2 separate regions of the Homo sapiens genome follow, and region 2 is linked to region 1. The links are chromatin loops, found by intact Hi-C in ENCODE. Cell type or tissue: ascending aorta. All regions are shown on one strand. Each heading gives the region's core, and the rest is flanking DNA. Links, peaks and the distances in the headings are about the cores only.

Region 1 (7,826 bases), core at 1,739-5,738:
TGATGGTTTCTCTCCTGTCTCGTCTGTCTTTCTGACTGCAGCTGGAAAGGTTCTCCACTTTAAAGATTCATGAGCTCAGATTGAGTCCACTTAGCTAATTCAGAATAATCTCCCCATCTCAAAATCTTTAACCTTAATCTCATCTTCAAAGTCCTCTTGCTGTGTAGGGTTACATATTCATAGGCTCTGAGGATTTGAGCATGGACATCTTTTGGGGGCCTATTATTCTGCCTACTACAGATGGATTATCTCATTTAATACTCCCACCAATACTGTGAGACAGATATGGAAATTATCCTCCATTTACATGAGGAGTCTGAGGCTTAAGTGAGTTTCCCCAAAGCACACAACTAGCCTCTTACAGCTGAGCCAGGATTAATTTCTAACAGAAGGATTTATCTAAGCTGGGAGATTTAAAATTTTACTTTAGCAGCAGAATCCTTTACCAAATGAAAACTTATGAAAAATCAAATACACCTAACAAGATGAAAGCAAAGCTGTCCTGGCTAAATAGGGAGAAGTGGATGGTGAGGAAGAGAAAGGGCTTCACAGAAGAGAGGCGGCAAGCTGCTGATTTGGGCCACTGGTCCAGTCCAGTCCCCTCTGCTTCCAGATGAGGGAGGGAGACCCATAGACTGGGTTGAAACGACTCACCTGAGGTGAGCCCTGAGACTGAAGTATGGCTCTTCCATGCTCCACAAGGGCGCTTTCAAATCATTCACCATAGATTTACCTGTGAGGACGCTGACATTGACTTGGTTGAACATTATGGATGTTCAACCAAGCATGTTCAACCATATGCTTACCTGCATGTGGTAAGCATGATTCAAGGAGCTGATGAAACAACAGTAAATAGAATCGATCAAGTCTCTGCCTGCCTGGAAGTTACATTTTAAGTGAGGGAAGAAATACGACACACAGATATTAAAAGTCAATAAAACATCAAAATATCAGATACTTATATCTGATCTGCTAGAATTAAAGTAGGATGACTGAAGTGAGTGTGTGTGTGTGTGTGTGTGTGTGTGTGTGTAGTGTAGACAGAGAGGGAGGGAGGCTGAATTGGGTGCTGAGGATAAGCCTCTTAGGAGCTGACATTTAAACTGAGATGTGATGACAGGAAGGACCCAGCCACATTGGTATCTTGGGAAAAACATTCCAAGTAGAGGGAATAGCTAGTGCAGGGCCCTGGGGCAAGAATGGGCTACAGCAATCATGACTAGGGCCCTGCAGTGTAGCTGGAGAGGGAGGTGAGGAACAAGAGGTAGACACTGAGGCCAGAGATGTGCAGGAGACTAAAGTTAATAAGGCTCTTTTGAAAAAAGTACACATCTGTCAGTCATCAAGCATTATCTACTAGTTCTAGCTTCAGACAGACATATTATAGAATTCCCAAGGAAAGGATCACTGGCTTCTTGGCAGAGTAAAAGCATCATGCGCCATCATATGAGGTGTTTGTTAATTGGGCATAGCTCTGATGCTCTCCCTGGTTGCTTGCTAGGGTCCCAAGTGGCCCATCCCACTAATGCACATTTGGGCACATGATGTGACAGTTGGACAATGGCTTTGGGTAACTGTCATTAGCCACGTGCACCATGGCAAAGTGAAGTTGTTACTGACTTCATGGTTCGGATTTCCATTTCAACATTCAAGGGGGTAAATGACCGTACTCACTCTCAAGGAATAATTGACATAATTTATCTTTAAAATCTCAGTAGGTCAAACTTCCCATTTGTAAAACTTTCCAGTTGCTCCTTTGCCGAGCACATAAGATGAATTTACTTCTGAGCTGAGTTCTTGCATGCCAAATTTTTACAGCCTTAAATATAGTATTTTATCACTATTATAAATGGTTCTTGACTTACCTCCCACAGACCCTTTAGGGCTGAAGGCAAGAGGTCTCCCTAATTCACTTGTTTCAATTCATGTAAGATTTCTAAGTTGAAGCCAGGTCATTTGGATAATATTTCAAATGTACAGGCTGTATTTCTGCTGAACACAATAAATCTGAAATTTTACAATTAGCTTGGGCAGCTAGCATGATTGCACTAGGCTTTCCAATAAGCACCCCTTCAAAAGAACTTTCCTTCTCTCTCAAGACTCACCTCCAAACCTGACCCAAAGGCTCAATGTCATCACTCAAATGCTGGGGTCATGGTAATCTGGAGCCTATATTTTTGGGTTGATTTTATTTTTCCAGTGGAAGATCCAGGTTACTAGCAATTATTTGAGGGCATAAAATTCTACCATGATGATAAATTAGGCTGTCAGCTCTTTCTGGTCCATATCAGAGGTTGGAGAGACTGATAAACTTTTCTATTCTAATGTTCTACCACCTACCCCTCTGGAGATAATGCCATGTCTGTGCTCTTGCCCTGGTGATCTGATTGAGTGGGGACTGTTCTCCCAGTGTCCCCAGGGCCCTCCCTGTACCTGGGAGCTGTGGAAAAGGGAGCTGAGAGGTAGACATCCTTGGGTTACCTGCCTGGTTCATACAAAACAATATTCACTTGTCTCACCTAATAATGGATAGTTTATAGCTAGTCAGAACACACTGTCTTTATGGAAAACATATACATATAGGAAAACATATATACATAAAGGAAAGTTGGTTGCTACAGATAGTCACAGGCACAGCTGCGAGGAAAAAAGTTTTGATTGACCCAGTCACATCATCCATGAGAACATGACTAAGGTTTGGAGAGGTCAGCCTGGATACCCCTTGCCTTCCACTGCTTCAATTTGGGGTACTTGGCCAAAGGGTGATCAGTGAGGCATGGCCCTGTCCAGATCCTGCCCCTGGAACTGGTCCTTCTCCAGCTTGCCGCAGCGTTTAGTCCCCGTTCTGCTTCTGACGGCCCCGGCTGGCCCACTGTGCTGGAAGCTGAACTGGAGGCTGCGGGGAGGACTGGAGCCAAATTTTCCCTGGTGGGAGGTGCAGAGAGACTTTGTGGAAAGGATGAGTCTGGATGCCTACCAAATTACCCTCCTGTTGACTTTTGGAAAGCAGGAATTTCAGGCTCTAGAGGTGCAGAGGCAATTTACTGACACTCATCGTTGGCCCAACTCTCAGTTGGAGACCAGCCTGTTGAGCAGCTGGGTATCAACATGCAGATGCTCCTGTCTTATCCACACACAGCATCTCTCTATTCTGGTGTCTGCTCTGTGACTTAAATCAATTTTTTTTTTCTCCTCAACCAGTGGAGCTTGAAGCTCTTCCTACCATCTATGAAATAGCAGTTTGGTTGTGGCATAGGGAGATGGAGAGTTGGGGGGTGAGATGAGGACAGATAATAACAGGCACAGAAGTCACAGATAGTTACTGAGTGCCTCCCTGTTGACAGGCACTGTGCTAAGTGCTGTGACACAGTGGTGCATGTCAGACATGTGGCTTCAGATACACCAACAGGCTTCTCAGAAAAAGGGTGAACGTAGAGAGAAAGCAAATTAAATTCTGTTTTGATATTCACAATAGAGCCTCTTGGTTCCTCTCTCTTGAAGAACTCAAGATATGAGCACCTTTCTAGTTTTCATCATAATCTCTAGGGACCTATTAGGAGGTACAAGGAAGGCAATTTATGTGATGCTTTCCTTTATAAAACAGGATAGAATTAAGAAACAAAAAATGTAAAGGGCTTGCCCAAGATTTTCACTGTGTTAAGGGAAGGATGGAAATGAATAGAGACTAAGATTTCTGACTCAATTTTCCACACTCCTGCAAAACTAAATGAGACCTAACCATCTGAAGTTCTAGTCACTACTGCCAGACTCATTTTTATTTTTCTTTAAGCGTGATGAACAGGCACGAGCTGGGGTCTTGATTGACTAAGGGTTTCAGAAAAATCGAAGATATTTCACTAAAAGGAAGTAATTTGGCAATGATTTTCCAGGTTATTATTCCTAATCATGCAGAATCATTCTCACTGGTTTCCAGATTCATCTGTAAAGGTGAATCCATCCCTCCAGCTCAACTGCCCTTGGACGTTTAATGTCACAGACCCCACATTGCTTTCGAGACTGGCAGACGGTCTTCTGAACCCTCCACCCTGTGTGTCCGGCTCGACCACACTCCGCTTTTGTTTAACGAGGTTTGTTTTGGAAGTACTTGGCTCAGTTCTCTCTGCAAGCTTACGTGATCCAGACAGACTTGGCTCACAGCTCGACTTAGCAGGTCAGTTACACAACAAGTAGGAGGAACTTCGATTATACCCGGCTCCGGGGGAAATAGCGTAATAGCATGAAGAGCCAAGATGATGAGCTAATTGCTCTAGAATTGAACTTAAGATACCTCGCCACTATGTTCTTCTCCCCCATAACTCTAAGAATGTGAGCTTGAATGTTGGAGAAGGAGCAAAGGAAATGTCAGGAGACACAACTAAGGAACAGAGAATGTAATCAAGAATGAAACAAATGCAGCAGACCAACCTTTGCACAACTTTCATTTATGTTCTTTAGGAAAATAGTGTATGAGTGCAGTCTACTTTGGAAAAAGAGCAACTATTTGGTTGGTCTGTGGGTTTGGAGCCAGACAGTCCTAAGTCTGAATTTGGCTCTAACACTTGCTAGCTGTGTAACTTTAGGCAAATGACATAAGCTCCCTGGGCATTGGTTTTTTCATCTATAAAATGAGGATAAGGAATTTTTTTCTTCTTTTTGAGACAGGATCTTGCTCCATTGCCCACGCTGGAGTGCCATGGTGCCATCATAGTTCACTGCAGCCTCAGCCTCCCGGGATCAACCAATCCTCCTGCCTCAGCCTTCTAAGTAGCTGGGACTATGGGTGCGTGTAACCGCACCAGGCTAACTTAAAAAAAAAATTTATTTGTAGAAATGGGGCCTTGATGTGTTGGCCAGGCTGGTTTTGAACTCCTGACTTCAAGTGATTCCCCTCACCTGCCACCTTAACTGCCCAAAGTGCTAGGATTACAGGTGTAAGCCACTGAGCCTAGCCTATCATAAGGATTTTGAGCAGAGAGAATTACATTGAAGATTAGAGGTCATGTTTGTAAAATGTCCACCTAGCTGAACAATACATTCTAATATAATGTATCTGCCTCTGTTTCAGCTTCCATTCTCAACACAGTATCTTAAACAGATGTTGAAGTTATCTGTTTCTATATCTATCTTAATCAGTGGCTTTCAACTCTGGTTGCACATTAGAATTAGTCAGGGAGTTTTTTAAAATTATTTTTTTTATTTTTTTGAGAGAGAGTCTTATTCTGTTGCCCAGGCTGGAGTGCAGTGGCATGATCACAGCTCACTGAAACCTCAATTTCCCGGGCTCAGGCAATCATCCCACCTCAGCCTCCCTAGTAGCTGGGACTACAGGTCTGTACCACCACACTCAATTAATTTTTGTATTTTTAGTAGAGATGGGGTTTCACCATGTTGCCCAGGCTGATCTCAAACTCCTGGCCTCAAGTGATCCACCCACCTCAGTCTCCCAAGGTGTTGGGATTACAGGCATGAGCCACCATGCCTGGCCAGGGCGTTTTAAAAAAATACTGATGCCCACACCTCACTCCAGACTAATTAAATTAGAAACATTGGGAGTAGGTATCAGCACCTGCATTTTACAGCTCCGCAGGATCCTAATATGTACCCAGAGCTGAGAACTTCTGGCCTATCGCATTTGCATGTGAGCAGCTTAGGAGCAAAGAACAAGCTTTATTCATCTTTATATCCCCATGTCTAGCCTGATGTAGATGCTCAGGAAATATTTCTTGAATCTAACTCAAAAACTGAGAGATGCTGTTCAGATTCCCAAGACGTGTCTTATATGGGCGAATACATTTTTTAGGCAGCAAACAAAGGCAAGAGACAGCAGCACTTGCTATTGTCACAGTAGGCATTTGAAAAATGACACTAAAGAAGGGTCAAGTTCCTTTTAGCTGACAGCCTACCTATTGACTATAAGGCATTGACCACTGGTCCTCTTCTTGACTCATCAGTTGCCAGAGATAAAAGAAGTGAGATAACAGAATACTTGGGGAAATTTCATCTTTTTTTTTTTTTTAAATAGTGACTTCTTCAAAAGAGTTGCTTTGAGAGAAGAAAAAAGTTAGACATTTCCAAGGTAAGACAATGGACAAGTTCAGAGGAGCAGAAGAGAAATAATTTATTGAAGCATATCGGGCACACATCTGGGACTATTTCATGTACAAACACACAATGTGAAAGCTCAGAATATGCCAGCAACAGTCCCATGACCCATAGTCATTCCCCTGTGAGACTGTCACCATTACACACAATCATTATTTTCTCTCTTTTCTGCAGGCACATGGTAAGATTGCACCTCCCCACTCTCTGATCCCAGGCGTAATCATGTAACTTGCTTTAGCCAAAAATACGTAAGCAGGAGGTACAAGTGCCACATCCTGGAGAAACCTCTAAGAGCCAGTGTCTGCTTTGTGTCTGCCATGGCAAGGTAGTGGCTGCTCTATCAACCTGGTCCTGAATTAAGGATCACACAGAGCAGAGTTCTCAGCTCACCCATGATGAAGATGTAGCATGAGAGAGAAATAAACCTGTGTTGTTTGAAGTCACCGAGATTTGGGAAATACAACCCTGTGTATCCTAGTGTTTACTTATAACAAAGAGCTTCTAAGCCAACTACTTCCTTTGTGAAGACAGGGAGCAAAGTTATGCACAAGGTTGCTCCAAACAAACTGCTTCTGAATTACTCTGTCATTTCCCATATGCATAAAATTGGTCACATTTCAACATTTCTCTAACCCTCAGTTTCCCCATATGTAAAAATTGTTGGGTTGCAGATGTGAAAACACATCACGTACATTAAGCGTGTAGCCTGGTGATGCTTGATAAATATTAGGCTATACAGTCCTATTATATGTGGAATAAACGGAACAAGTGATAGGAAAGCAGAAAGCACAAAAGTACACAATAAATATGTGCCAAATGAATCAATGAAGAAAGCCAGGATGAGTAAGGGACAATGAAACTGCACAATGTCTGCAAGTTCTTCCAACTTTGTGTTCTCTTTTTTAAAGGTTTTATGTCTTCTTAGTACCCATCTGTGAAATGAGGTATCATTTAGACAATGAGGGGGCAGGGAGGCTCTAATGAATACAAAATAGAAACAGTCAGTTTATAATTTTTTTAAAGACAGAACTGTTTAATGGAGCTTGTTTCTCTTATCTTCAGAAGACTATTGACATTGCATTTATATTCTAAACCTTCCTCTGAAGCTGGCTCTGAGTTTGGCCTTAAAAAAAAAAAAAGAAGAAGAAGAAGAGGCATCCTGAATGTCCCTTCCCCATCTGCCCATGGAGACGATGGTCAGTAACTCCCTGGGTCATGCACTAAGGTTGGCTACACAGTGGATGATGCACTAGGTCCCTGAAAAGACGATGCTTTATGAATGCTGAGCAGCGGTTTTACAATCAGCCACTTCCTTCCAATTTAAAGGAGACAAACTGCTGGTATATATTTTATTCTGCAATATATTTGGTTTGGAAGGTACCAAAATGGTTTGACACCGTTCTTGTGCCTCTGAAAGTATGTGGAAATGTTCCAGTGAGAGATCTGAGTAAAAGTGAAATAAATAGCAGTCAATGTCCACAGTATTTAACTTGAAAACCTTGCATATCTGCTGCAATAGCAAATTAAAGAGTGAACTTCATGTCTTCCATATCGCCAATACTTTTTCTATGAACTAGGGTCTCACTTCCTATGGAAAGATGGAGTAGTAAGAGTAAATGAGGTTGGTTCTCTAAGTCCTAGATTTGAAGCTTGAATTTAATGTGGGTTGAGATGAAAAGGGTTAGGGTGTCTTCTGCCAATCACATACTTATAATAGAACCCAC
Region 2 (4,889 bases), core at 453-4,452, 140 kb after region 1:
TAGAGGATTCAAAGATTATCTTTTCGAGTGACTTTGAAACACACTTTTGAAATTCAATTTGAATACTAGTCCTCACAATTCAAAAATGTCTCAGCACCTAATTTCCAACAACTGAATGGAGACAGCACCCACAAAAACTTGAAACCTTCTTTAATCTAATCTTGCTTGATTGCAGGTTAGAAAAAACATTATTTGGTTAAAAAAAAGGTTGGTTTAAAAAAACAAATGGGAGGGGAACAACAAAATGAACAACATGATCTGAAAGGAAAGCAAAATGCAGATTAAAGACAAAGTATGCAATATTTTTTATAGTAAACATGCATATATTAAGAATATTTGGAACTAGCATCATAGCATTAGGAGTTATACTAAAAGCTTAAAACATGCTTAAAGTTGGCTGTGTAGGGAGACATTTGATTTACATGTCTGCATGATTTATATATATGTTTTGTAAAATGTGTTATTTTGATGATAATATAATTTAAATTTATATTAATTAATTTGAAGATATTATCAAAATAATACATCATATAAATAAACACCTACATTTTAAAAATGGTTCTATTGCTAATAATAGATTATAATGGTCATGGGATTGCTCTTCCTGGTATCTGTCAGTATTAAATAAATACTTATTTGCTTCTAAGATACTAGTGGCAAATGAAATCAGTAGAATGCTTGCAAGCACCACTGTGATGAAAAAGGCTCTCAATCTTTTGGATTTCAAAGACTGGAATATTGTTTTTCAACTTGGGAATCAAAGTGAGATTCATCACTTTCATTGCTAAGTAAGGATAGCATCATTTCATACAAGTAAGAAAATGTCATGCAAAAACAGTATATATAATCAGAATGAGTCACTTTAAAATTATTTTTTAAAATTAAAAAATATACCTTTGTTTTAAAAATAACCTACATTGCCATTGTTATTCACCTTTGCCTGGTGACCCCTGAACACTCTCACTGAATAGCATCTCTACAGGCCAGATGGTTTCTGGGCAACCTTCCAATGTTACGATTCCTCAGACAAACTGATAACAATTGCTTTATATTCCAGGTATGGGATCCCAAATGCTTGAGAATTTTAGCACAATGAAAATTATAGAATTGAATACATCTGCTATGGAAAATGAGGCTATCAGATGTCAATTCCAATGGCACCTAAATTCAGAGCAATGAATAAAAATTCAGCATGACTAATACGATCACTCCTGTATCATACTCTCTCCAGGAAGCTCGCTACGACATTCTTCCAAGTTGTTCGCAAAGGTTTCCAATAGCTAAATGACAAGCAGACTCTGCTGAGAGCCCTTGAGAGACCTCACCTCCCTATTTTAAATCTCACTAGAATTCTCTTCCTTCGTACCAACATTCCCTGGTTGTGTACCAAGTTTTTCAAATAAATTCGAGTGCTCACTGAAGACTACATAACTGCATTCTTGCTGACTAGATGAACAAGTTTAATCTGTGAAGTGATGCCAGTTTTCAACCTGTTTTCAATCATATACAGGCAGGTTTCTAAATTTGTTATAGGAATGTAAAAATTATGGATCATTCAGGTATTCCTCTTTATCATTTGGCCTTCTATTAAGGCTTGGTTGTGATTGCAAGCTCTATTAGACGAAAAAGGTAAGATGTGCTTAACGTTGCCAGAAAGCAATAACTCAGTAAAAACTCACAAAAACCAAGTGTAAGTTGAATCACTTTTATGACTCCAGTTGCAGCAAAAATGCTGTCATCTCCTTGATGGCCTTGCCACTTCTTTTCCCTATTTGCCATTATTCATCCTTTCCTACTCTTACCCTACCATCAATCCCTCTAGCACAATATAATGCTTTGTTTTATTTTTTCCTTCATGCCAGATGTAATTATCTTTAATCTCTGCCTCCCTTGACTGAAATGTAGGCTCTATTGGAGCCAAGTTCAAGGCCTCACACACATTTGTGCTCAGCTTACTTGACTGTTCCTGGCAGCTCTGGCAAGGACCATGCATGTTTTGTTCATAGATGTATTCTAGTTCTTAGCACGGTGCCAGGCACATACCAAACTAGCTAAACATTGCAACTATGACTTGTAAGATGTATTACAGGTTCAGAAATGTGAAAAAAAAAGTTTGTTTCAAAATAAGGAAATTATGGTAACAAGCATGACTCAATAAATATTTCCTGAATGAATCAATCAAGATTTAGAGTTTAAACTTGTTGGCGCGATATCTCACTAACTACAGATACCTGAATAGATACCTATCCATACTTTTGAATAACTGTAGGGAAAGTTCCTTCTCTCCATTTACTCATTCATTCCCTTTACGGTTTATAGTGCCCATTTGTAATTAACCATGTCCCGTTACAGTACTTAACAAAGAAAGGTGATATGGTAGAATGGTGGGTTCTGGTGTCACATTACCTTGTATTCACCTTCCACACCTATCACCTGTGTGAATTCCTAACCCTCATTTTCCACATAGGAAATATGGTGATAATGCCTACCTTAGAGCACTGCTTTGAGGATAAAATGAGATTACCAATATAAACACTCAGCTCAGTATTTGGCATAAAGCATTCATTGAAGGCTGACTGCCGTTTTTTTCCACCATTTTATCTCTTAATTTTATCTTTTTGCACTATGCAGCATCTCCACACTCAAGGGGGAACAATGGCAAGTAGAATCTTTTGGGTCACAGACAGGATGTCACTGTCTGATGTACTACAGTCTTTACTGGTAGGGATGATACTACCAGGTGTCACAGACTTATTGCGTTTTCTGTGATATGCAAACAACATAAACTTTTACTTCATCTTAGTCACACATATGGTGCTTACTCAATAAGGTTCAGAATTATGAATAGAGAAATGAAAACTTAATCTAAGATGGTAAGAAATAATGCAATCTTATAAACATCCAATGTCTTTCTTTTTGTGTTACATGTTCTATTCCAGGTATTACAGTTTATTTCACTATGAATGTGCTGCTTGGAGCTTTCAACACATCAGATGTCATAATCATCTTGTTGATGTCAGGATGAATAAAATCTTACATGTTAGTAAAATGACATGCTTTCAATCTGTCATTTTTATTTTCCTTATTTACTTTTCTCTCCTATTGATGGCAAAATGCATTATGATTATAAATTTTTAAACAGAGGAAAAAAAGAATGTTGGTATCAGTTAATACAAAAACTAGATTCCAGTGTCACTAGGAACAATTAGGCTCTTCTGAACAAATGACACCAAACAATTTTAACTTTTATGTGACAAAAATGTCCTGGAAGTAAAAAATTATAGGGCAAGACAATGTAGCCATAGGCTAGATCAATTCAAAACTCAGCCCAAGAAAACTTGGCACATAAACAGATTAAGTTTGAACTATGTTTAAATATAGAGTAGAGGAATATAATCTGAGAATTTTCAAATACAAAAACAGCAATATTTGATGAAGCCATCCAATGATATATTATGCAATGAGTCTTTTAATACGCTTTGACTAAAGTGATTAAGTAGCAGGCTATGATGTGAAACTAATGGACCCTAAAAAAGTCATCTTCTCTTTTTCTTAGCAAGAAAAATCATATTTGATGGTATTTGGGGTGTTACCATAGGCACTATCAGAACAAAAATTCCCTGGCATTGAGTAAAATCCACAAACCCTCAAGAGACTAAATTTAATACTAAATCTCACATATTTCTTGTAAACTCACTAATATACATCAGTGGAGTTTCTAAGCAATCTTATCGGGTAACTGCATAAAGGTTAATTTGCTAACACTCTGTTTAAATTAAAAGACACAGAAGCAGATGAGCAATTTATAATGTAAATAATATTCTCTGTTTTCTTTTACTTTTTTAAAATGGGAACTGTCTCAGTCACTTATAGCAATCATGATCTCCGGGTAGGCACTTTTTGCAGATTAATTAGCTGATGGGGAGGCTGGTGTACCCAAGGACAGTCAATAATTGCCAGAGAAATTTGCTACAGGTCTTGGTGCAAAATCTGTAGGCCCAGAGACTTTCTTGTACAACTGGATTTTTATGCAGCTTCTAATCTCCAGAATCCCATGGGGAGAATAAAGGGTATCTATTTCCATAGATGATATCACAATTTACCTGAGTTTAGCAAAGAAACTAGATCTTGATTTTTTTGCTTTTCCCAAAGGCACATATGTAATTCATTACCTGTTGGCTATACCTACAAAATATACATCAAATCTACCCACTTCTCTCTGTCCCCATTCCCATCACCTTGACCAGGCTACCCTAATCTCTCCTGCACTACTACACTGGCTTCCCAAATGGTTTACTTGCCTTGCTCCAGCACAAACTGGATATTTATAACATGAGACATTTCCAACATTTGACACTTGAAAATGATACTTGATCAGCTATACAAGGAAAAGGTCTGGTGATTGCAACAGGACTGACAACTATTCTTTGGAAAAAGCAATCTTTATTATTATAGTAATAAGAATAAAATGTTTTTAGTGACTAATAACATTTTTCAAAATACAGCTAAGGAAAAAGAGGCAGGTAACAGTCTCCTAAGAACTTTTCTGTCTTCAGTTCAGTTTCTGAGCAACTCAACTATCCAACATGTTTCTTAGTTTTCTCACATAGGGAAGGAGTTGGAACACACTGGCTACATTTCAAGATAATCCAAGGTGAATGAGCCTGTTGACCAGGGCTTTTCCAGTTATAATAGACATCTCTGGAAGCTGTAGTTTTTGAAACCATTAGTTAAGGTACAAAGTTGAGTCCAGGAAAAGTTGGCTTCTACATAATTTGAACTTGAGAAGGACTAGAGGACAGAGTGTATTGTCTGTGTATATGTAGACATAACAAAGCTATTTTCATGCACAGTCCTGGCAGAAGGCCCGTGGTAACTGCTCTTTGGGT

What was found. Peaks named below come from ENCODE experiments on the same cell type or tissue, not always from the same donor. Only the 100,000 strongest peaks of a DNase experiment are listed, where the experiment ranks them.
Region 2: it touches region 1 in a loop (2.8-fold over the local background); 1 of 110 quality-filtered maps calls a loop at or near these places.

The regions. Positions count from the first base shown.
Region 1 is chr9:76,252,664-76,260,489 of GRCh38, reverse strand. The region is part of intron 24 of PCSK5 (proprotein convertase subtilisin/kexin type 5); the gene reads right to left. Among named protein-coding and RNA genes, the nearest start is that of RFK, 140 kb to the left of the region's middle. In ascending aorta, for the core only: no CTCF peak of the experiment used is centred there; DNase peaks (open chromatin) are centred at 4,159 and 4,499; H3K4me3 peaks cover 1,048 bases; H3K27ac peaks cover 3,170 bases.
Region 2 is chr9:76,114,306-76,119,194 of GRCh38, reverse strand. All of the region lies in intron 9 of PCSK5 (proprotein convertase subtilisin/kexin type 5), which reads right to left. Among named protein-coding and RNA genes, the nearest start is that of PCSK5, 230 kb to the right of the region's middle. In ascending aorta, for the core only: no CTCF peak of the experiment used is centred there; a DNase peak (open chromatin) is centred at 2,014; H3K27ac peaks cover 4,000 bases.